2 separate regions of the Homo sapiens genome follow, and region 2 is linked to region 1. The links are chromatin loops, found by intact Hi-C in ENCODE. Cell type or tissue: tibial artery. All regions are shown on one strand. Links, peaks and the distances in the headings refer to the core of each region. The heading gives the core; the rest is flanking DNA.

What was found. Peaks named below come from ENCODE experiments on the same cell type or tissue, not always from the same donor. Only the 100,000 strongest peaks of a DNase experiment are listed, where the experiment ranks them.
Region 2: a loop joins it to region 1, with 8 times the contacts of the local background. A loop is called at or near these places in 2 of 110 quality-filtered maps.

The regions. Positions count from the first base shown.
Region 1 is chr1:22,563,826-22,566,325 of GRCh38, reverse strand. All of the region lies in intron 1 of EPHA8 (EPH receptor A8), which reads right to left. Among named protein-coding and RNA genes, the nearest start is that of EPHA8, 1.6 kb to the right of the region's middle. RefSeq lists an enhancer at 1,799-2,299. In tibial artery, for the core only: no CTCF peak of the experiment used is centred there; no DNase peak of the experiment used is centred there; H3K27me3 peaks cover 2,500 bases.
Region 2 is chr1:22,622,420-22,631,154 of GRCh38, reverse strand. No RefSeq gene overlaps it. Among named protein-coding and RNA genes, the nearest start is that of MIR6127, 6.6 kb to the left of the region's middle. In tibial artery, for the core only: no CTCF peak of the experiment used is centred there; no DNase peak of the experiment used is centred there; H3K27me3 peaks cover 2,373 bases.

The DNA.
Region 1 (2,500 bases), core at 1-2,500:
GACGCAGCGCATGATGGTGAGGCTGGAGAATTCGGGGTGGCCAGGGGACGTCAGCCAGGATTCTGAATGCCTTGGAGATCACCTCAAAGTGGAGGATAAGCCACACCAGAGAGCAATAAGCAGCCTTGGGCCTGGCAGGGGTCCGGGGGGCGTCTCTGCAGGTGCAGGGCCCTTCCTGGGCCCACGGGTGCCCCAGCAAAAGCTCTGAGAGTGGCCTGTTGTAGGGGACTGTTGAGTGGACTGTTGTTTGGCCAGGCTAAGGTCCTGTTACCTTTGCTAGACCCAGCTGGGAGCACAGGCCCCTCCCTGAGTTCCAACAGTCCCCTCAGCTGGCTCTGGTTGCTCTAGACCAGCCCAGGGACAGTGCTGGGGAGGACTCCCAGATGCGCCACATGGAACTCAGGTCCCAGGTCTCCACCCCATGGCTGTCTGACTCGTGTGGGTAACCTGTGCCTGGCTGTGGGTACCCTGCTGCATTGATCGGAGAGGGCGTGGACTCTCGCCCTTGGGCTATGCCTCCCTTCACCATGGACACAGACTTCCCCACCTGCCTCTCTCTCTAGACCTTGCCTCTTCCTCAGCTGCTGGCCCCCACCCACTGCACAGGTCCCCTCCCCAGACCCATGCTTTGTCCTCAGCACATGAGCCTGGTCCAAGCCCCCTCTTCGAGGGGCTCTGGGGCTACCAGCCTGTGATTCCAGAGGGTGCTGGCTCCTTCCCAGAGAAGAGAGTTGAGGCAGGGGGTTGGGGGTGCACCACCTGACTCCCAGCGCCTCGATGGAGGGGCCTCAGAGCCTGCTGGGCAAACGAACTGTCCCCTTCCCTCCACCCACCCTCAGAAAGCCGTCTTCTCGGGTGCAGCTCCCAGGGCCCCAAGGCCTCTTAGATTCCAATCTTGCCCCCTTTCCTACTCCCCAGCACCCCCCAACCCCAGACCTCTCCTGGTGCCCCGGGAACCTGTGCCTTGTTACACCCACCCGGCCCTGCTCTGCCGGCATCTCACTTCTCGGCCACCCTGCCGTGCCTCTCCTCCATGCTGGGCCCTGGGCTCATGGGAGACTATGATTTTATCTGTGTCTGTGTGTGTTTGTTGGTGCACATGCATTTCCGTGGGCATGGATGCAAACGACGGGCTCCTTACATATGTGGTGTGATGTATATATGTAGACACAGAGTTGCGTATTTTCATGTGCATGCATCTGTACGTGCATGTACATGTGTGTTTGTGCTCATGCATACTGGCTTCATTTCTGTGTGTGTGGCTGTGGATGTTATGTGGGGTGGGGAGACTGACCGCACATGTCAGTCTCTACAGGCCTGGGTCACAAGTGTGAATCCCAAGTAGCCTGTGTGTGTGCTTGTGTGTAGGGTGGGCCCTCGGTGAGCTGTGTGTGAAGGGCAGATGTGTGATCTGTCTGGGCGTGGAAGAGCAGCACCAGCTCCGGAGTTCGCTTACACCTGGAAGTTCATCTTGGCAGGGTGAGGACCCAGCTCTGGTCCCTGGACATCAGCCCTGGGAGCCTGCACAGAGACGCTCTGGCTTCCTTGGGGCAGAGCTGTGGGAACAGAGGAGGGTCAGGGCAGGGGTTGGGGTGTGGGGAGTGGGACCCAGGGAAACCTCCTGAGCTGGATGGAGCTGGGGTCTCCAGGGAGCTAACGGGTGTGTGGGTGGCAGGCTTAGGTGCTCCCTCTCAGCTCTTCTTGTGCCCCCACCACCAGAAGTCATTTCCCAGACCTTTTTGGTCCCAACGACTCAGTGCACCTCCCCACCCCAATCCTTCCTCCCACACAGGGCCCCAGAGTGACCCTGCCATCCCAGCCTTCTCTGACAAGACTTTGCTCTCCGGGGCCTGCCTGCCTCAATCTCTCTGTGGCCTCCCCATCCCCCAGCCCTCTCCTCCCCAAGCCGCTCCCGCTGCCCACGAAGCTGCCTCTCCTCCAGCTGGAACTCCCCTGCCCTCCCTTCTTCTCCCCAGCCCGTCGCCAGACTGTGGCCCTCGGGCCCTGACCCCTCTCCCAGACTCTCATTCCGCACCCCTCCTTCCTGCCTCCCCTCAAAGCCAGTCCTGCTCTCCGGGGTCCCGTTTCTCAGCGCCTGGCTCCTATCTCTCAATGCTGTCCCCACCCCCTTTGCCTTCTGCCCTCTGAACCTCCTCCCCCATTCTCCTGTCCCTCCAACCCCAGTGCCTACCCCCCTGTCCTCTGTCCCCAACCCTGTTCCTTGCCCTACCTCACTGTACCCTCTCCTCCTTACCTCTTCTCTTGTCTTCTGTCCAGTCCTGTCCCCTTGTCCCCGGCGTCCGACCCTCAGTATTCTGTCCCCAGCTGCACATCCCTCAGTCCTGTCTCCTGTCCTTTCCCACTGTCCCCCAGTCCCCGGTACCTGTCCGTCTTCCTCAAGCTCGCGGGTTCCCATCTCCACCGCTCTGTCCCTTAATCCCGGGTCTCTTCCGCGGTGCCACCCCGCCCCCCGGGCCGAGGGATCCCGGCCGCCTTGGAG
Region 2 (8,735 bases), core at 3,205-5,704, 62 kb before region 1:
TGGCTCACGCCTGTAATCCCAGCACTTTGGGAGGTCGAGGAGGGTGGATCAACTGAGGCCGGGAGTTTGAGTCCAGCCTGACAAACATGGATAAACTCTGTCTCTACTAAAAGTATAAAATTAGTTGGCCTAGTGGCACATGCCTGTAATCCCTGCTACTCGGGAGGCTGAGGCAGGAGAATTGCTTGAACCCAGGAGGTGGAGGTTGCAGTGAACCAAGATCAGGCCATTGCACTTCAGCTTGGGCGACAAGAGTGAAACTCCGTCTCAAAAAAAAAAAAAACCAATATCCCCTGCCTTACTTAAATTGTGATTCTCTCTCTGAGTCCTATTAGGCGAAGTGGAGATAGGCAAGTGTGTATATAATGCGACTCTAAGGTGCTTGTATATTTCTTTTAAAAAAAATGAGGCATAATTTGCACAGAGTAAAATGTGCACATCTCAAGCACACTGCTCAGTAGCTTACACCTGCACGCACAGGCCCTCTACCACCACTCAGATCAGAGTGCAGAGTATCCATCTCCCCAGCGAGGCGGCCGTGACCCTCCAAGTCAACAGTGCTCCCCTCCACCCGCAAAGTAACCGGTGTTCTGCTCTCCCTCACCATTGGTGCCTTCTGCCTGTTCTTGAACTTCATGTCAATGGAATCATGCGGCCTGTGCTCTTTTGTGTCTGGCTTCTTTTGAAGAGCATGCCGGTGAGATGCATCTGTGTTACGTGTGTCAGTTTGCGTGGTATTGCTGAGTGCTATTCCATCGTATGCATATGCAGTATCACACTTTGTTTGTCCCTTCTGTTGGTACAGAGTTTGGGCTATGATGAATAAAGCTGCTAAGAACATTCTGGTGCAAGTCCTCTGCCCCACCCAGCCCTGTGAACAGATACACTCAATTCTCTGCTGTACATTTGAACACCAGGAAGGAGGCATAGAGTTGACACCAGTGCTCTTTGCTCTTTTCCATCCACTCCTCCAGACCTCTGTCTTCAACTTCCTGTCTCCAGCAAAAAAAAAAATCTCCCGGCCCCTCTGCCCAGAGCCACTGTTCCTCCTTCTCCCTGACTCTCCTGCTCTCTGTTCTTTATTATGGAGATTGTCTTAGTCTCGCCTTTCTTGCAAAACCCTCCTTCTGGGCCTTTTGGGGTCTATCCTTCCATTCTTTGTCCCCACCACCCAATAAGATCAGGGTTTTGTTAGCAAGTGGTTGGGGGAGGCATTTGGAATTGGGGAGGGAGCTGTTGTGTGAGAGAACTGCCATGTGTTGTCTGTGCACACTCTTTATTCTTTACTTTTCTTGGCAGATAAAAGCACTTCTTGGGATTATTTTATGAAACGCAGAGGGGATTGTAAACAACAGATCATTTGTTGCGGAGATGGAGGCAGCATGTGTTCAAATTCAGTGTGTGTCTCTCTTTGGCTGTGTGATCTTGCACGAGTAACCTCCTGTGTCTGGGGCTCTAGCACCTCACCTATAAACTGGGAATGATGACCTCAAACTATGCCAGGCTTCCAGACAGTAGTGCGGCTGGTCTCTGGCACACAGTAGGCTCTTAGCACAATGTTTTACCTCCTCCTACTCTCACCTGGCACTCAGAGGGCCGGTGCATGAAAGAAAATTTGGAAAAAAAAAAAAAAAAAAAAAAAGAAGACAGAAAAGATTTATTGGCAGGGGAGAGTGAAGAAAAATAGGAAGAAATAAAGCCCCCCAGCTGGAAGCCAACACCCTGAATGCCTGTGAGGGAGGCAGCCCAGCCCGGAGGGGAACTGGGTGGAGCTGCTCTGGAGACATTCCCCACAGGCAAATATAGCCGGAAGCCACCAGGCAGGTAAGATGTAAAAAGATTAAGAGGACTAAGAGTTTGGAAAACAAACAGATCGGGCTGTGGGAGCCAACAAGGAGGTATTACCTCCACCTTGAGAGGGCTGGGCCTGACGTCCAGGTTGCTGGGAGATGCTAGCTTCCAAGGAGCTCACATAGGCATGAGGGTCACAAGAGAGTGGCCAGGGAGAGCCTGGAGTGCAAATGATCTCCCTCATCTGCCCATCACAGGACCTGAAATTCCTCCTGTAGTCATTCTTTCCACAGGGTAAGCCTTGTCCTCTCTGGGGTGTTTTGAGGTTGATGCTTCACCGTGGTATGTTTGCAAGATGCTAATAGGCTCTTCCTTGTGAGCCCTACTGAATGCTGGACTTCCTACTGGGTGCTTAATACACGACCTCACTTCATCATCAGAATCCCCGGGGAGGTGGCATGGTGACAGTCCCTTTTACAGATGAGGTAACTGAGGTTCAGAGAGGGTAAGTGACTCACACAAGGTCACACAGCCGGTAAATTGAATAGTTATTTATTTATTTATTTATTTATATTTGGGCACGGAGTCTCTCTCTGTGGCCCAGGCTGGAGTGCAGTGGCGTGGTCTCGGCTCACTGCAACCTCTGCCTTCTGGGATCAAGTGATTCTGGTGCTTCAGCCTCCCAAGCAGCTGGGATTACAGGCTTACACCACGACACCTGGCTATTTTTTTTTTTTTAGATGAAGTCTTGCTCTGTCACCAGACTGGAGTGCAGTGGCACGATCTCAGCTCATTGCAAGCTCTGCCTCCCAGGTTTAAGCAATTCTTTTACCTCAGCCTCCCGAGTAGCTGGGACTACAGGTGCGCGCCACCATGCCAGGCTAATTTTTGTTTTTTTCAGTAGGGACAGGGTTTCACCACGTTGGCCAGGATGGTCTCCATCTCTTGATCTCTTGATCCGCCCGCCTTGGCCTCCCAAAGAGCTGGAATTACAGGCGTGAGCCATCGCGCCTGGCCTGGAATAGTTATTTCTACCACATTGGGTTACCTTCCTGAGAGTGTGCCGTTGGCATCCGTCCTGCAGATTGGGGTCTGAAACAGCAACCCTGAAAGGGGTGGGGAGGAGTACAGAGGAGATGAACGTGTTGAGTATGGGGACTCCGAGGGCGAGATCTGCCAGCTTCACACATTTACTTCCCTCGTGCCAGGCATTTAACATCATCTCACGTAATCGACATGAGATCCTTACAGGGTGGTATTTTGGTTCATTTCCAAAGATGAAAAACTGAGGCTCAGAGAGGTGCAATGACTTGCGCATGGGTCTAGGTTTGCCAGATTTAACAAATGAGAATTCAGGATGCACATTTCAATTTGTGTTTCAGATAAACAATAGTATGCATGGGATATACTTACGCTAAAACAATGATTCAGCCTGCATTTTATCTGGCAACCTCCGTAGGTCACACAGGCTATAAGTATAAGTGGCTATTACCCCCGCTCCCTGTGGCTCTCTGGCAAGAGCCATCTAGGGAGGGGTGAGGGTGCGAGGGTGTTCCTGTATGCATCCCAAGGGGATGTGAGCCTCACCCACCCACCTAGGGGCCAAGATTACTGCTCCCATGGGCTGGCCAGAACCTCAGCCCAGTTCCCCCCCAATGGCTCCCACATCATCACCATGGAAGGCTGCCTTCTGGGGTGTCTCTAACTGCCCCAGACTTTTTATCAGCAGAGGCCACTGTGGGCTGGAGGCAGGGGACTTGGTTTCCATTCCTTGGACAAATCACCCCCCTGGGCTTCAGCCTCTCTGCTGTAAATAGGAGGGAGCTGCACCGAAGCCGTGGGTCCCTGGAGCAGAGTCACCTGGGGGAGCTGGGGAAGAACACCGCTGCCAAGCTGCATGCTCTCTACAACCTCAGAGGCTCGGGGTGGGGCCTCTGTATTTAAACAGGTGCCCTGAGTGAGCTGAGGCTGGCAGCCCAGCCCCTTTCTGGGGCTTTGACAGTGACCAAGTGTCTTTCCAACCTTGGCACGTTAGCTGGGCCTGCCCTGGACCTTTGGACATGACCTTTTGGTATCTGACAAGTGGGGAGAGGCACTGGAGGGTTTAGAAATGACTTAATGAGGGAGAGGCAGAGCGCAGGGGGTTGCGGAGGGGAGAGAAATGCCTTCATGGAGGGGGCAAAGCCAGAAGGCCACATTAGTTGGGTGGGGGTAGGAGGGAGGGAAGGTCCCTAAATCTCCCCAGAGGCTGAGACCATTTCCAATCTTGGAATTCAGGCGTATTTCTTACATCTAAGTAGAGATGTATGTTTTCCAAGGCCCCTGCCTGGCTCCTGAGAGTCCCTGTTTAGGGGCTGGTGAGGTTACTGCCATCATTCTTAATGAACTGATGGGGGATGCAGAGGGCTGAGTCACCTGTGTCACACAGAGGAGAGGTCCAGTCTCCAGCCCACAAGCCCTGCCCTAGGATGGTCCTGGAAGGGGTCCCGTCCCAGCCTTCTCCCAGAGTGCTGGGTCTGCGGGGTGCTGCCTTTTTCATTGTGAGGCTCTGAGCCTCTGTCTGCCCTGCGGCGGCTCACTGTGGGCCTTTGTCCAACGGTCCCCTAACCCCAGCTCTAATCAACCCTTCTCCTTTCCCTGGAGCCCAGGGCATGGCCAGGGTCACATGGTGCGCAGGTCCTGTGCTGGGATTTGAGCGCAGGTCGTGTTATGCAGGAGCTCGCCCTCATTTTTTTTTACCCGTGGAGCCGCTCGGGAATTTGGGCTAATGACAGCTGCCACTGCCCTGTCCGCACCCCCCTCTCCCAGCCCTCTGCTGATTACAAATAAACACCCGGTCTATGCAGGAGAGTAATTAACTCTCCAACGTGGGGAGGACTAATCAGCCTGGAGTTTGCTGCAGGTGGGAAAAAGCGAAGGCGTTTCCTAAGTAGTATGCAAATGAGCCTATAGTATGCAAATGAACCCCTCCTGCTCCTGCAAAAAGCTGTCAGAGTAGGAAGCGCTGCTGCTTCCAGGGACAGGCTCTGGGAATATGGCCCGGCTGCAGGGGCTTGGGCCTTTAGGTTTAGGGGGGTTGGGAGGTCAGAATAGGAGTAGGGGTGGGGCTCACCTTGAGGGTCTCCAGCACACCTGCAGCCCTTCCATGGGACACTGTGGGGATGGCAGAGGGAAAAATAGGTATGGGGCTCAGAGAAGTGGCTCTGAATCTGAATACCACTGTCCTCACCTGGGTGACCTTGGTCTTTGTCACCGTGCTCTTGCTCTGCTGCAGAGGTCATGGAGTCCTTGCACTGCCGTGGGTGGAGCCACGGCATTCAAGTGGCCTGGCTTGCTGAGGTTCTGCATGAGGGACAACTGCTCTGGAGAGACACCCAGACCCACGACAGGCTTTGCAGGAGTGGAGAGTAAGGCTTTGTGGTGTTAAGCCCCTGTGATACAGTTGTTACTGCAGCATAACCGAGCTTCTCTTGACGGATACAGCAGAGGATGAACCCACTAGAGAATGATTATTACATGAACATTGTTGTCCTCATAGTCTTCATCACCCTCCCCTCCTCCCTTTACCTTGTCAGGGCTGTCGTTGTCTCTGACAACATCCTCATAGAACCCTTCTAGCAACACCATCCCTAACGGGTCCCAGTGGAGCTGTCCGGGGTCCTGTCCTCAGCCTGAGCACTCCAACGTTGCCCAGACTTTCATCGGTTCTGTGCCATTGGGCTGGGCACCCAGGAATCTAAAATGAAAAACATCCAGATGTACCTTTGGAGAGCTTGCATGCTGCTGCAGAGGCAGACATAGGAATAACTCCAGGACTGAGCAGGCCATGGGGCCCCAGAGACACCCAGAAACAAGCAGTGGGTAAGACAAGAGTCACCCCAGTGCAGCAATCTTGGGAGACTTCTCAGAGGAGGAGGCAGGAGGTGGCAGCAGTGACTCACCTTGTTGCTCATAGGCTCCTCTCACAATTCAGGTCTGAGTCCCAACTCCTCTTCTTCCCACTGTGTAGCCTTGGGGCGCACAGTGGAATCTTCCTTCCTAAAGCCTTAGTTTTCGCATCTGTGAAATAGGACAGTAAAAGTACATCTTCATGGGATATTGCAATGACTGAGTGGATTAGTATGTGTGAGGTGCTTTACTCAGTGCCTGGCATGCAGTAACGTGCAGTAAACAGTTGTTCTTATGACCTTGTTTGGCCTTTGCAACAACCCTGTGAGAGAATAGAAATAACTAGCGTTATCACTGTTGCACAGATGAGAAAACTGAGGCTCAGAAAGGGCAAGTGACTGGCCTAAAACCACACAGTTAAGAGCTGGCTGAGCGTGGACTGGAAGCCGGGCCTGTCTGGCTCTGAGCCTACGTTCACTGTGCTGCTTGGGGTTAGCATTTGTGCCCTCAGACCTTGGATCTCACCTGCTTATTCTAGCCTGGCCGTATCTCCCACTCTTTCCATGTCTCGAACCCCCAGCCTGACCCTTTGAGACCCCACTATTTTTTTATTGTGATAAAATATACATACCATAAAATTTACCATTTTAACCATTTTAAGGGTGCATTTCAGTGGCATGAAGAACATTCATGCGACCATTGGTATGCAGCAATGCTCTTTGTCACCGTGCAAGAACATTGTTATGCGACCATCACCACCGTCCATCTCCAGAACTGTTACCATTTCATACTGAAACTCTATACCCATTAAACCATAAGCCCCAACCACCCTGACAGCCACCATCTCATTCTGTGCCTCTGTGAATTTGACTATTCTAGGCACTTTGTTTTTCTTTGACCTTGTGCAGTGGCACGATCTCGGCTCACTGCAACCTCCACCTCCCAAGTTCAAGCGATTCTCCTGCCTCAGTCTCAGTAGCTGGGATTACAGGCGCAAGCCACCACACACAGCTAATTTTTTATATTTTTGGTAGAGACGGTGTTTCACCATGTTGGCCAGCCTGGTCTCGAACTCCCGACCTCAAGTGATCCGCCCGCCTCGGCCTCCCAAAGTGTTGGGATTACAGACGTGAGCCACTGTGCCTGACGGTACTTTGTGTAAGTGAAATTATGCATCCTTTTGTGACTGGCTTTTTTCACTTAGGATAACGCCCTCAAGGCTCATCCGTATTATAGCATAGATCAGAATATCATTCCTTTATAAAGCTGACTAATATTTCATTGTATGGACAGACCGTGTTTTATTTATCCATCCATCCAGTGATGGACAGTTGGGTTATTGCCACATTTGGCCATTGTGAATAATGCTGCAATGAACACAGGTGTACAAAGTCACCACCTTCCTGAGACCTCCATGGGCGCCACTCCCCAAGAGCTTTGCCAGGATCCACAGGTCCCAAACTGCCCATGATCCAGGAACCAGGGCCCACCCAGCCCATCACCCACTGGCCGCCTTGCTTCCCCCTGAGCTCTGTGCCTTTGCTTTCCCTGCCTGGTGTGTCTTTCCCCAGCATCTCCATCATCCAAAGCCACTCGCTCATCAAGACTCATCTTGAATGTCCCCCGCCCACACCCATAGCCTTCTCTACTTTCCTTGTACTGTGTCCTACCTCTAGCCCCCACCCTCTGTCTGTCCCTCACTTAGGTCTCTGATTATTATTATTATTATTATTATTAGTAGTAGTAGTAGTAGTAGTAGTAGTAGTAGTAGTAGTAGTAGAGACGGGGTTTTACCATGTTGGCCAGGCTGGTCTCGAACTCCTGACCTCAGGTGATCTGCCTGCTTCTGCCTCCCAAAGTGCTGGGATTACAGGCATGAACCACCGCACTCGGCCTCTGTCTCTGATTATTTTAAACCTTAGACTAGTGTTACCTGTGACTGCCCCCTCTTCCAGAATAGGGAATTTCCTTCAGAATCTTGTTGAGAGGACTAGGCACGGTGGCTCACGTCTGTAATCTCAGCATTTTGGGAGGCTGTGGCTGCAGGACCCCTTGAGGCCAGGAGTTTGAGACCAGCATGGGTAACACAGCAAGACCCCCGTCTCTTAAATAAGAATTAGCTTGTCCAGGCATGGTGGCTCACGCTTGTAATCTCAGCACTTTGGGAGACTGAGGCAGGCGGATCATGAGGTCAGGAGTTTGAGACCAGCCTGGCCAACATGGTGAAACCCCATCTCCACTAAAAATACAAAATTAGCTGGGTGTGGTGGTGCATACCTGTAATCCCAGCTACTCGGGAGGCTGAGGCAGGAGAATCACTTGAACCCAGATGGTGGAGGTGCAATGAGCTGGGATTGCACCACTGTACTCCAGCCTGGGCAAAAAGAGCAAAACTCCGTCTCAAAAATAATAATAATAAGAACAAGAATTAGCTGGGCATGGTGATGCATGCCTGTAGTACTAGCTACTCAGGAGGCTGAAGTGGGAGGATTGCTTGAGGTCAGGAGTTTGAGGTTACAATGAGCTATGATCACTACTGTACTCCAGCCTGGGCAACAGAGTGAGACCCTGTCACTGAAAAAAAAATATTGCTGAGATGGACTTCTCTTGAATATAAGGCAAAAATGGAAAAAAAAATGAGAGTCCTCTTTCTTTGGAATGTGTCTATCTGAGTAAAATGTGTCTAATGAGTAAAGCTGGTCCCTTGTGCCGGTGCAATGAATTAGAGGTAATCTGGCTTCCTGAGTCTTGCTATACTTTCTTTTCCAAGTTAGATAAGACAGTCACTTACCAGAGAAGCATCCTAGACAGACTGGGTTCAAATCCTGGCCCTGCCCCTTCCTGGCTGTGTGGTACCAAGCAAGTTACTTTATTTCTTGGCACCTCAGTATGTCCGTCTATGAAATGGACATAGTAATATAATCTACCTCATATGATTGTGACAACAGTTAATGGAGTCAATAGGGCAATGTCTTCGGAACAGTGACAAGTGTATAGTAAGCGTTCACTAAATACCAGACATAATTTATTAAAGGAATACATAGTGCAGGCTCAGG